Linked DNA regions of Homo sapiens: regions 2, 3 and 4 are each linked to region 1. A link is a contact called in ENCODE Hi-C or POLR2A ChIA-PET data. All regions are on one chromosome and are shown on one strand. Each heading gives the region's core, a stretch centred on a gene start or an enhancer-like site at or near the end of the contact. The rest is flanking DNA. Distances are from core to core; before and after follow the strand shown.

Evidence for each region. Hi-C counts contacts between places; a loop is a spot of excess contacts on that map. ChIA-PET counts read pairs that join two places held with the same protein, here RNA polymerase II (POLR2A). Pooled maps may share reads with other maps.
Region 2: a pooled map shows a loop between it and region 1 (5-fold over the local background). The contact joins the enhancer-like site here to the promoter of IER2 in region 1. A Hi-C loop is called at or near these places in 1 of 50 pooled maps. POLR2A ChIA-PET finds 5 or more read pairs at or near these places in 2 of 52 experiments (GM12878 and activated B cell).
Region 3: a map with no recorded cell type shows a loop between it and region 1 (6-fold over the local background). The contact joins the enhancer-like site here to the promoter of IER2 in region 1. A Hi-C loop is called at or near these places in 2 of 37 single-sample maps with no recorded cell type and 3 of 50 pooled maps.
Region 4: a map with no recorded cell type shows a loop between it and region 1 (22-fold over the local background). The contact joins the promoter of ANGPTL6 here to the promoter of IER2 in region 1. A Hi-C loop is called at or near these places in 2 of 37 single-sample maps with no recorded cell type and 8 of 50 pooled maps.

Annotation. Positions count from the first base shown.
Region 1 is chr19:13,149,084-13,151,689 of GRCh38, forward strand. IER2 (immediate early response 2) reads left to right here and starts at 1,328. Exons shown (of 2, transcript NM_004907.3): 1 at 1,328-1,469. STX10 (syntaxin 10) reads right to left here and starts at 1,292. Exons shown (of 8, transcript NM_003765.3): 1 at 1,056-1,292; 2 at 645-814; 3 at 416-510; 4 at 1-8. The coding sequence starts at 1,090. RefSeq lists silencers at 803-852, 893-1,052, 2,603-2,606 and enhancers at 1,173-1,372, 1,393-1,462.
Region 2 is chr19:8,193,333-8,195,938 of GRCh38, forward strand. No RefSeq gene overlaps it. Among named protein-coding and RNA genes, the nearest start is that of CERS4, 15 kb to the right of the region's middle. RefSeq lists enhancers at 524-613, 904-1,023, 1,464-1,513, 1,888-2,606, 2,124-2,223. Within about 2 kb of position 1,304, at least 16 of the 41 ENCODE cell types and tissues checked have a DNase peak (open chromatin) inside an H3K27ac peak, as active enhancers do; they include GM12878, where a contact is called at or near this core.
Region 3 is chr19:16,445,794-16,448,399 of GRCh38, forward strand. All of the region lies in intron 1 of EPS15L1 (epidermal growth factor receptor pathway substrate 15 like 1), which reads right to left. Among named protein-coding and RNA genes, the nearest start is that of EPS15L1, 25 kb to the right of the region's middle. RefSeq lists enhancers at 1-173, 98-157. Within about 2 kb of position 1,303, at least 32 of the 41 ENCODE cell types and tissues checked have a DNase peak (open chromatin) inside an H3K27ac peak, as active enhancers do.
Region 4 is chr19:10,101,394-10,103,999 of GRCh38, forward strand. It overlaps ANGPTL6 (angiopoietin like 6), which reads right to left and starts at 1,285. Exons shown (of 6, transcript NM_031917.3): 1 at 1,175-1,285. RefSeq lists enhancers at 1,295-1,344, 1,415-1,464.

The sequences.
Region 1 (2,606 bases), core at 78-2,577:
TTCATTTCCTGGAGGTAAGGACAGCATTAGGGAGGAAAGACACTCAGGCTGGGCGCGGTGGCTCACGCCTGTAATCCTAGCACTTTGAGAGACCAAGCCGGGTGGATCACCTGAGGTCAGGAGTTCGAGACCAGCCTGATCAACATGGTGAAACCCCGTCTCTACTAAAAACACAAAACTTAGCCGGGTATCGTGGCAGGCACCTGTAGTCCCAGCTACTCAGGAGACTGAGACACAAGAATCGCTTGAGCCTGGGAGGCGGAGGTTGCAGTGAGCCGAGATTGCAACACTGTACTCCAGCCTGGGCGACAGAGCGAGGCTCTGTCTCAAAAAAAAAAAAAAAAAAGAAAGAAAGAAAGAAAAAAAAACACACTCAAACCTTCCCCCACTCCCCGCCTGCAGGACCTTTCCTGACCTGGACTGCCTCTCGCATCCGCTCCACGAACACCTTTCTCTCCTGCAGGTCCCCGGCTGGGAGCTTGAACTTGCCTGGGTTGGCTTCCACTATACGTGGGCTGAGAGTCAAGGGTCAAGGCCGGAGCCAGATATCATCCCCGTCCCTAGGGGTCCAGCCCTACCCGAAGGTGGGCTGCCACCGCAATGGGCTCTCCCATGCCACCCTCTGCCACAAAGCCCCAGGATATCGATGGTCTCTTCCAGGTCCTCGAGGTCCCACTCGATGCTGCGCAGGCCATTCCGCAGCTCATTGGTCGTCCAGTCCAGCTCCTCGCGTCCGACCGCCGCGCTTTCCTGCAGGAGCTCGCACCAGCGCTGGTACAGCCCGCGGGCCGTGTTCACCGCCTTCTGCACCTCGCTGCGGGCAGGGGCACGGCGGGCGCGGCTGGGGGCAGGCGGTCCTCCCGCCTGCCTCTGCCCCCGACTGCAAACCCAAACGCATGGGGGACTCCGGAGACCCCTATATACCCCTGCGTGCGCCTCCCACTCTGCACCCCGACGGCCTTGCCCAGCCCGCCGGGCACGCTGGGGCCGGCACCCGGGCACTGGCTGGCTTGGGTACAGAGCACCCTCCGCCCTCCCCCGTCGTTGTCACTCACCCTCGGACTACAAAAAAGGGGTCTTCGAGAGACATGTCAGTCCCTTCCCCCCCAGGCCGAACCCCCCTCCCGGCCTGGGTTCGCGGGCTGGTTCCCTCCCAACCGAGGAGAACGCGCCGCCACCCCCGCCCCCGTCACGCCACCATCGAGAGCCGGACCGCCAGGGGAGAAAGAGAAGCCTCGGAGGCCCGACGTGCGGACACTTCCGCCCTCTCCTCAGCCATCTTGGTTGTGGGCAGAGGCAGCTTCCGGTGCACATGCCCCCGCCCCTTAGCCCTCTCGTGCCGCACCGTAGGGGGCGGTGTCGGAGTTCTGTCTGGGCCTATTCGGGTCCGAGTTCGGAATTTCGGTTCAAGGCCCAGTTCCTCGGATTGTTCCTGCGCAACTTCAGTTTCCCTTCCAGGCACGGGCAATGTAAATAATGATAGCCTCCCTCATCTCTGGCGGCTGGGTATTATGGCTGGGGAAGGGGCTCATTCGATTCGTTGAAGCTTTTCATGGACTCCCTGAGCTGGCACCTGGGAGATCGTCCCATCCCAGGGTCCCGAGTGTCAGGTTTGGCTAGGGTCTGGGGGAGAGGTGGTCCTCCCTTCTCCCTGCGGGGGCGCGGTGAGGAGCGGGCCTGCTCCTCCGGGGAGTTCTGCCGCATTCTCCCAATCTCTTTCCTGAGAAGTGGCGGAGTTGGGGGCACTTCGAGGTCGCCTTGGGGCGAGGTGGTCGTGAGGGGGTCCCAGATATGCCAGCAGCGGGGGGAGGTCACCTTTGAGAAAGTGCGTGGAGGTGGGTTTCTTCAGAAGCGCGGAGTCTTTCTGGGTGCGAGCCTGGGGGTAGCGGGTGGTGGCTTTGAGGATGGTCTCCAGGGGGGCCCTCTGTGTGTGGGGTCTCCGTCTGGGTAGGGGCCAGGAATATCAGCGGAGGGACTCAGGGTCGTCCCTATGTGTGACAGTGGCGCTGTGTGTTGGGGAGCTTCGGGAAAGCACTTTTTTTGAGTGATAGGGGGCCTGGTCTCCCCTGGAGGGTGGGCGGGTTATCTGAGGGAGTCCTCGGAGGGTCGCCCCCTTGCGCGTCAGAGTTGCTGCGTGGGGTCTCAGAGATAGCGCCTGGGCTGGGGAAATCATTGTGGGGTCTCCGTGGTAAGGTTAGCGGGGTGGGGACGGCCTGCGTCTTCGGCAGGTCGTCGCAGTCTGGCACCATCGTTGAATGGGGACGAGTTTGGGAAGGGTATTTTAGGGGGGAATAACTTTTGAGTTCCCAGCGTGCGGGGGAAGGGCGGGACGGGAGGGTGTCCCAAGGCCTGAGAAGATCAGTGTGGGGCAGGGGTCAGGAATAACCTGGGAGGGGGCCTTGTATGGGGGAAATAATTGGGAAGAGGAGAGATGGGATGAAGGGGGCCTCAGCGGGTCGTCTCCTGTGTATGCAGGGTCGTTCTGCAGCGTCTCTGGGAGATGGCGTCCCTGGGAGCCCTCAGGTCGCCCCTACCCGCTGCGGGGTGCTTTCCTGGCGTCACGCCTTCCTGGCCCCTGGAGGGAAGGAAGTGAAACTCTCCTCTTC
Region 2 (2,606 bases), core at 54-2,553, 5.0 Mb before region 1:
TATTTTCAACAGCCACTAACCTTGCCTGGTATAATATGGGGGTTGTAAATTGCAATGGAAATTTAAAGCAGGTTCTTGTTGGTGCACAGCACAAATTGGTTATATATGGGGATAGTAGGTTTTTTGGGTTTTTCGTTTTTTTTTTTTTTTTTTTAAGACTGAGTCTCGCTCTGTTGCCCAGGCTGGAGTGCAGTGGCATGATCTCAGCTCACTGCAGTCTCTGCCTCCCAGGTTCAAGCGATTCTCCTGCCTCAGCATCCTGAGTAGCTGGGATTACAGGCACCCGCCACCAAGCCCAGCTAATTTTTGTATTTTTGGTAGAGATGGGGTTTTCTCATGTTGGCCAGGCTAGTCTCAAACTCCTGACCTCAGGTGATCCGCCCACCTTGGCCTCCCAAAGTGCTGGGATTACAGGCACGAGCCTCCGTGCCTGGCCTAGGTTTCTTTTCTTTCTTTTTTCTTTTTTTTTTTTTTGTAGTCAGTGCACACATATCACACATACACTGGGGTTTTACAAAATAAGAGACAAAGCTCTGAGTCAAATGCAAAAGTTTAGATGCTCACTCCATGGTCCTTTCCTCCAGGGAAGTCCCCACTCCCTGAGCCACCCCAGGGGACTCCTGGGCTGGAAAGAACTGAGAAACCCCAGGCCTCTTGCTCCTCCAGAGTTGCAGGGGGACAAGGCAGAAACCCCAAAGGTCCCGAGACCCTGAGCTTGGACACTGCCCCTCTTTTCCTGCAGCCTCTTCCTGTGTCCCCAGCCCTGCACTCCCATCCCCTCCCCCAACTCTGCTGGCCCAGCCCTGGCCTCCCTCCCGCACTCATTTCCGGAGGATGCCCCAGCCTGTTGCAGACATGGGGGAAGTCCAGCCTAGTTGGGGATGTCACAAGGGGGTGGGGTTAGGGCTATTTCTTTTATTTTTTATTTTTTTATTTTTTTATTTTTTTTGAGATGGAGTCTCGCTCTGTCACCCAGGCTGGAGTGCAGTGGCACCATCTCGGCTCACTGCAACCTCTGCTTCCCGGGTTCAAGCAATTATCCTGCCTTAACCTCCCGAGTAGCTGGGATTACAGGCACACGCCGCCACGCCCGGCTAATTTTTTGTATTTTAGTAGAGATAGGGTTTCACCGTGTTGCCCAGGCTGGTATCGAACTCCTGAACTCAGGCAATCTGCCCACCTCAGCCTCCCAAAGTGCTAAGATTACAGGCATGAGCCACCGTGCCCAGTCAGGGCTGTCTTATGTCTAGTTCATACTCTAAATGTTCAGACTTGACATGCCCCAGCCTATCTCCAGCCACCCTCCTCCACCGCCCAGCCCGGCAGCCCACATCCTCACTGACACGGATATCAGGCAGGCTTCCTTCAAGACCGCTGTTTTTGCCCGTTCTCAACTAGAGCCCATAGCCTTGCTCAGACACACAGGCTTGGAAGGCCACTAACTCACTGCCAGACCTTGGGCAAGTCGCTCCACCTCCCTGATCCTGCCCTTCTGCATCTAAAAAGTGAAGTATTAAAGGAAAATGCATCTGTCTGCACGAAAGCAGAAACACAGCTCCTAGGTTCTGGTTCCAGCGGCTCACAGGCTGTGTGACTTTGGGCCAGTGTCCTAACCTCTCTGGGCTTCGGTTTCCTCACCTGTCAAAGAGGAATTAAGAGGACCCACCTCACAAGGCTGTTGCAGGATCAGATGAGTTCATTTCAAATAGTGTCTGCAGCCTGAGCAACTTAGTGGGACCCCATCTCTAACAAAATTTAAAATGTGGCATGAACCTGTAGTCCCAGCTACTTGGGAGGCTGAAGATGGCTTGAGCCTGAGAGCTGGAGGTTGCAGTGAGCTATGATTATGCCACTGTACTCCAGCCTGGGCAACAGAGTGAGACCCTGTCTTTTTTTTTTTTTTTTTTTTTTTTGTGACAGAGTCTCACTCTATCGCCCAGGCTGGAGTACAGTGGCATGAGAGATGAAACACACCCCAACCAGGTGTCTGCCTTGCAGCTGGGACTAGCTTCTCCCCATACTTCCTCCTGTCTTTACCCAAGGGGCCTTCAACTACCGTGCACCTCCCTTCTGAGCAGACACCAAGGACATCCTGTCTCCAGCCCAGACACACACTCTGAGCTTCCTCTATGTGCACCTCCCACAGCCCCCTGGAGATCTGCACCTTCTAACATCCAATGCCACATCTTCCCTCCAGATCTGCTTTCACCCTGTGCTCCCTGCCCAGAGATGGGCACCGAGCCAGGCCCGCCTGCCCAGCATAGTCCAGGCCTGGGGGGTAGACCTTCCCATCCTCTGCCTCCCCCTCCTCCCTTCCCTGGGTCCCCCAGACTCCAGACACCCTCATCTCGGAACCGGACTCTGTTTTGCTCCGTTCTCTCCACTCACCTCCCACCCTGCAGCCCTGGTCACTCTATTTTTTTTTTTTTTGAGACGGATTCTCGCTCTGTCACCCAGGCTGGAGTGCAGTGGCGCGATCTTGGCTCACTGCAAGCTCCGCCTCCCGGGTTCACACCATTCTCCTGCCTTAGCCTCCGGAGTAGCTGGGACTACAGGTGCCCACCACCACGCCTGGCTAATTTTTTGTATTTTTCCTAGAGACGGGG
Region 3 (2,606 bases), core at 53-2,552, 3.3 Mb after region 1:
ACCAGGGGATGAGGCCTGCACCGTAAGAGGCTGCAGGTGGCACCAGGATGGCCGTAGGAATGGAAGGAAGTGCAGCAGAGCTGACCCGATGTGTTCTCCTGACCCAGCCCACTGTGCTGAGAAGACGCCATCTTCGCCTCTGCAGTGTGTGAATTGTTGATGAGGTTCAGTGTAGCTTTCAGCTCGGTCTTTCAGTTGCTCTTCCTAACTCAAAATGCTAAGAGACAACATGCAAAGTTCCTGTGGCCTCCTCACTTATCCTCCAGCCCAGAAACAATTTACAAGTGGGATGACAGAGAGAGGGGCACAAGGAGAAGGACAAGTTCACATCCTTCTGCTCTGAAGGCTTTAAAACACCGCAATTCACACAAGCGCCTGTAACTGTAACCCAGGACAACAGCAGTTGAGATGGAGAAACCCAGCAGAACCACCTCGGAGGAGAAACTGTCTCAGGATTGTGTTCTAACGACTCCTAAGCAGGGTTCACCCAACTCTGATCCCCGCACGTGGCCGAGGGCAGGACGCCTCCTACATCTTCATGCCTGGCTGCCTCCTGCCCAAACTCTCACTCTCACTCTGCTAGCAAAGTACGCGCTCTTGTGCAAAACAAACCAATGATCATCAGCCTTGGTTCAAAATGACTTTTGGAAAGCAATCCATTTTCACTGTAAAATGTTCAGAGAAGTACCTATAATCCCTTGTTTCCTATCCAGTACCTCTCATCCTCCCGACAACGCTAAAGGGCAGGTAATATTACTAGTCCAGTTGACAGGTGGGGAAACTGAGTTTGCCCTACTCAGGACCACAACAGCCAATGAGCAACAGTCAGTGAAGCACCCAGGATAGGTGGTCCTGGAGTCAGACCCTCACCTACTGTGCACCCTGTAATGACAGCCCAGGTGTCACAGGGCTGTGCACCGGACCACAGGACAGCCTCATGCATATGCTGGCCTGGGAAAATGCACGTCCGTGATGACGTGCTGGAGCATTTTATTAAACAGAAGAGGTCAAAAGGCAACACTCAATTTGAGCATATAAATGGACTTGAAAGCCAGTGTTTTCGATGACCTGCCATTTCCCCAGGAAAGCTGAGACCCCATAATGGCTATGTTTTTCAATGCCACTGCCAAGTTTTGCAGGAAGTTAGGCATATAACACTGAAACACATCTCAGTCTGAGTTCCTACTTAGAAAAACATATGGATGCAAAAACATAGCCCGGAGTAGAGCTTGCTTGATAATCCTTCCATTTCTGCCTTCCCCTTAGAGGCCCCCACAGGCCTTGCACAACCATCACCCAATGTGAGCCCAGCCCTCCCAGCAGGCCGGCCCACATTCTGCGGGTGAGATAACCTGGCTCAGTCATGTGGCAAGCACGGGGCAGAACTGGGACTTGACTCAAAACATTCAAAAGGCATCAGGGAAACGCTGGGGTATGTCTAACCTTCCTGGACTGGATGGGCAGCTCTCTCCAACTGCTCCATCAGAGGTTTCTACAGCAGAGCTAAGGTAAATGTTACCAAGAGAAGGAGAAGACTTGGCAAGTGAAAAGAGAGCTTTTCCAAATCACAAGGAAAAAGACATCTCAATTAAAAATGAGCAAAGAGAGAGGCAATTCAGAAAGAAGAGATGCAGCAAAGTTAGAAAGAAAATGTTCCATCTCACTAGTAATTTAAGTATTACAGGGCCAGGCACTCTGGCTCACACCTGTAATCCCAGCACTTAGGGAGGCCAAGGTGGGTGAATCACCTGAGGTCAGGAGTTCAAGACCAGCCTGGCCAACATGATGAAACCCCATCACTACTAAAAATACAAAAATTAGCCAGGCATGGTGGCAGGTGCCTGTAATCCCAGTTACTCAGGAGGCTGAGGCAGGAGAATCACTTGAACCTGGGAGGCGGAGGCTGCAGTGAGCCGAGATCATACCACTGCACTCCAGCCTGAGCGACAGAGCAAGACTTCATCTTCGGAAAAAAAAAAAAAGGCAGAGAAGCTAAAACAATTCTGAAAAAGAATAATAAAGTGGAAAGAGTCAGTCTACCTGATTTCAAGACTGACTCTATAGCTAGAGTAGTTAAGACAGTGGAGTATTGGCAGGGGGCGGGCACAGACAGTAATGCACAGAACAGAATGTAGAATCTGAGAAACAGACACACACAGATCTGCCCAGTGGATTTCTTGACAAAGGTGCAAAAGTATTTCAGGAGGAAGGAAAGCCTTTCCACAAAGGGCACTGGAGCAATCGGCATCCATAGGAAAAACATGGGCCTCGAACTAAAAGTCTTATGCCTCGTACAAAATGTAACTCAAAGTGGATCATGAATTCAAATGTAAAACATAATCCTCAGGATCTAGGGCAAAGCAAAGAGTTCTTAGACTTGACACCAAAAGCCCGATTCACAAAAGGAAAGATTGGCAGACAAACTTTATGTTTGCACTGTGAAAGAGCCATGTAAGGCCTGGCGTGGTGGTTCATGCCTGTAATCCCAGCACTTTGGGAGGCCGAGGCAGGAGGATCACCAGAGTTTGGGAGTTCAAGACCAGTCTGACCTACATGGAGAAACCCCATCTCTACTAAAAATGTAAAATTAGCCAGGCATGGTGGCG
Region 4 (2,606 bases), core at 35-2,534, 3.0 Mb before region 1:
AAAAATAAAATAAAGAATAAGGGACACTTTCACAAAGACCTGATGGAAGAGAGAGAAGAGGAAGAGCATTCCAGGCAGAGAGAACAGCAGGTGCAAAGGCCCGGAGATTGCACCCAAGAAATGGCAGAAAGGGGCCAGGCACGGTGGCTCACGCCTGTAATCCCAGCACTTTGGGAGGCCGAGGCGGGAGGATCACCTGAGGTCGAGAGTTCAAGACCAGCCTGGCCAACATGGTGAAACCCCGTCTCTACTAAAAATACAAAAATTAGCTGGGCATGGTAATGCATGCCTGTAATCCCAGCTACTACTCAGGAGGCTGAGGTGGGAGAGTCACTTGAACTCAGGAGGCCGATGTTGCAGTGAGCAGAGATTGCGCCATTGCACTCCAACCTGGGCGACAGAGCAAGGCTCAAAAAAAAAAAAAAAAAAAAGGCCAGGTGCGGTGGCTCACGCCTGTAATCCCAGCACTTGGGAGGCCAAGGCAGGTGGATCACGGGGTCAGGAGATCGAGACCATCCTGGCTAACACAGTGAAATTCCGTCTCTACTAAAAATACAAAAAAAAAAAAAAAAATTAGCCGGGCATGGTGGCGAGCGCCTGTAGCCCCAGCCACTCCAGAGACTGAGGCAGGAGAATGGCGTGAACCCGGAAGGCGGAGCTTGCAGTGAGCTGAGATCGCGCCACTGCACTCCAGCCTGGGTGACAGAGCGAGACTCTGTCTCAAAAAAAAAAAAAAAAAAAAAAAGAAATGGCAGAAATGTCTATGAGGCCGGAAGAGAGAAGGGGGAAGCAGGAGGAGGTAAGAAGTGTCAGGGCAAAGTGTGAAGGGTCCTGTGGGCCCGGAGGAGGACTTGGGTTTTACTCTGAGTCAGGCAGGAGCCATGGAGGGTTCTGGGCTGGAGATGGCCACATTTACTTCTGGACTCAGACACCAAGCAGGGGCTCACAAGGATCCGGGGGTAGGGTCCTCTCTTTGTCCCCGATCACTGACATGCCCCACCCCCCACAACAGAGATTGAGCAACCCCCCAGAACTGGGACGTGTGTATAACACCCGCTGCCTTTTACACTCTCAGCCTGGGGTGGCGGGGTGGCCTGGGGGCCCCCAAGCCAAGCTGTGGTCGGAGTTTCCCCACAGTGAGAATCAACCTCCACCTACCTTCCCACCCTCTCACCTCTGATGCCCAAGACCCTGAATCCAGCGAAGCTCACAGAACACACAAGAAGTCCAAGGAAGAGCCGAGGGTCCAGTGGGGCCTCTGAGCTAGAGACGGGGAGAGGGCAGTGGGACAGAAGGAGAGAGGAGGCTTGGTAACCACTCCCCAGCCCCCAGAGCCTGGGAGTGGAGCTGGGATGCTGGGCCCAGGAGCCCAAACTATAAATATTTAGCATTTCCCGAATGAGAAATGAGACAGAATTGCCAGACCCCCCTGCCCAGGCCACCAGAGCCTGATAACACAGGTCAGTGTCCTGGACATCCCTCCCTTTCCCCCACACCCTCCACTGCAGAGCCCAGAGCGTGGGAGGCTGCAGGCCCTGGGGCAGCCAGGCGTGATCCCAGCCCCAGACACGCACACACCACACATAGAAAGAGGAACATCACTGGGGACTTACCGTGTGTAGGGCTTGGCTCTAAACTCTCCACACCTTTTACGTATTTGATCCTTACAACCTGAGCTGGATTCTGTATGTACCCTCATTTTACAGCAGGGAAAACTGAGGCTCAGAGAGGGTAAGCAACTTGCCTGCGGTCACACAGCCAAAAAGAGACCAGGATGGGAGCCAGCCAAGGTAGCTTGACTCAGAAACTCACACATGTACACCACAGCTGTCACACACATATGGGCACATAACAGAGTGGACACAAACACACACACACACATTTGCACGCACGCACACATTAACACCCAGCGAAAGTCTGGGTGCAGTGGCTCATGCCTGAAAGCCAGCACTTTGGGAGGCCGGGGCAGGTGGATTACCTGAGGTCAGGAGTTCGAAACCATCCTTGCCAACATGCTAAAACCCCGTCTCTACTAACAATACAAAAATTAGCTGGGCATGGTGGCATGCGCCAGTAATCCCAGCTACGCGGGAGGCTGAGGCAGGAGAATTGCTTGAAGCCAGGAGGTGGAGGTTGCAGTAAGCCGAGATCGAGCAACCGCATGCACTCCAGCCTGGGCGACAAGACTGAAATTCCATCTCAAAAATAAATAAATAAATAAATAAATAAATAATAAATAAATAATAATAAAGTGAGGAATTAATTAATTAAAATAAAAAATAAATATAAAAGACACAGCTGTAAATTTTTAAATTGTGATAGAAACAATATATTCTTAAAGTGAAAACCCTACCTCAGTTACATGTGATTTATGTTTTTTGGATTAATCTGGATTTTATAATTAGAAATAAAAATGTAAGGCTGGGCGCGGTGGCTCACGCCTGTAATCCCAGCACTTTGGGAGGCCAAGGTGGGCAGATCACGAGGTCAGCAATTCGAGACCAGCCTGGCCAAGATGGTGAAACCCCGTCTCTACTAAAAATACAAAAATTTGCCGGGTGTGGTGGCCCATGCCTGTAATCCCAGCTACTCAGGAGGCTGAGGCA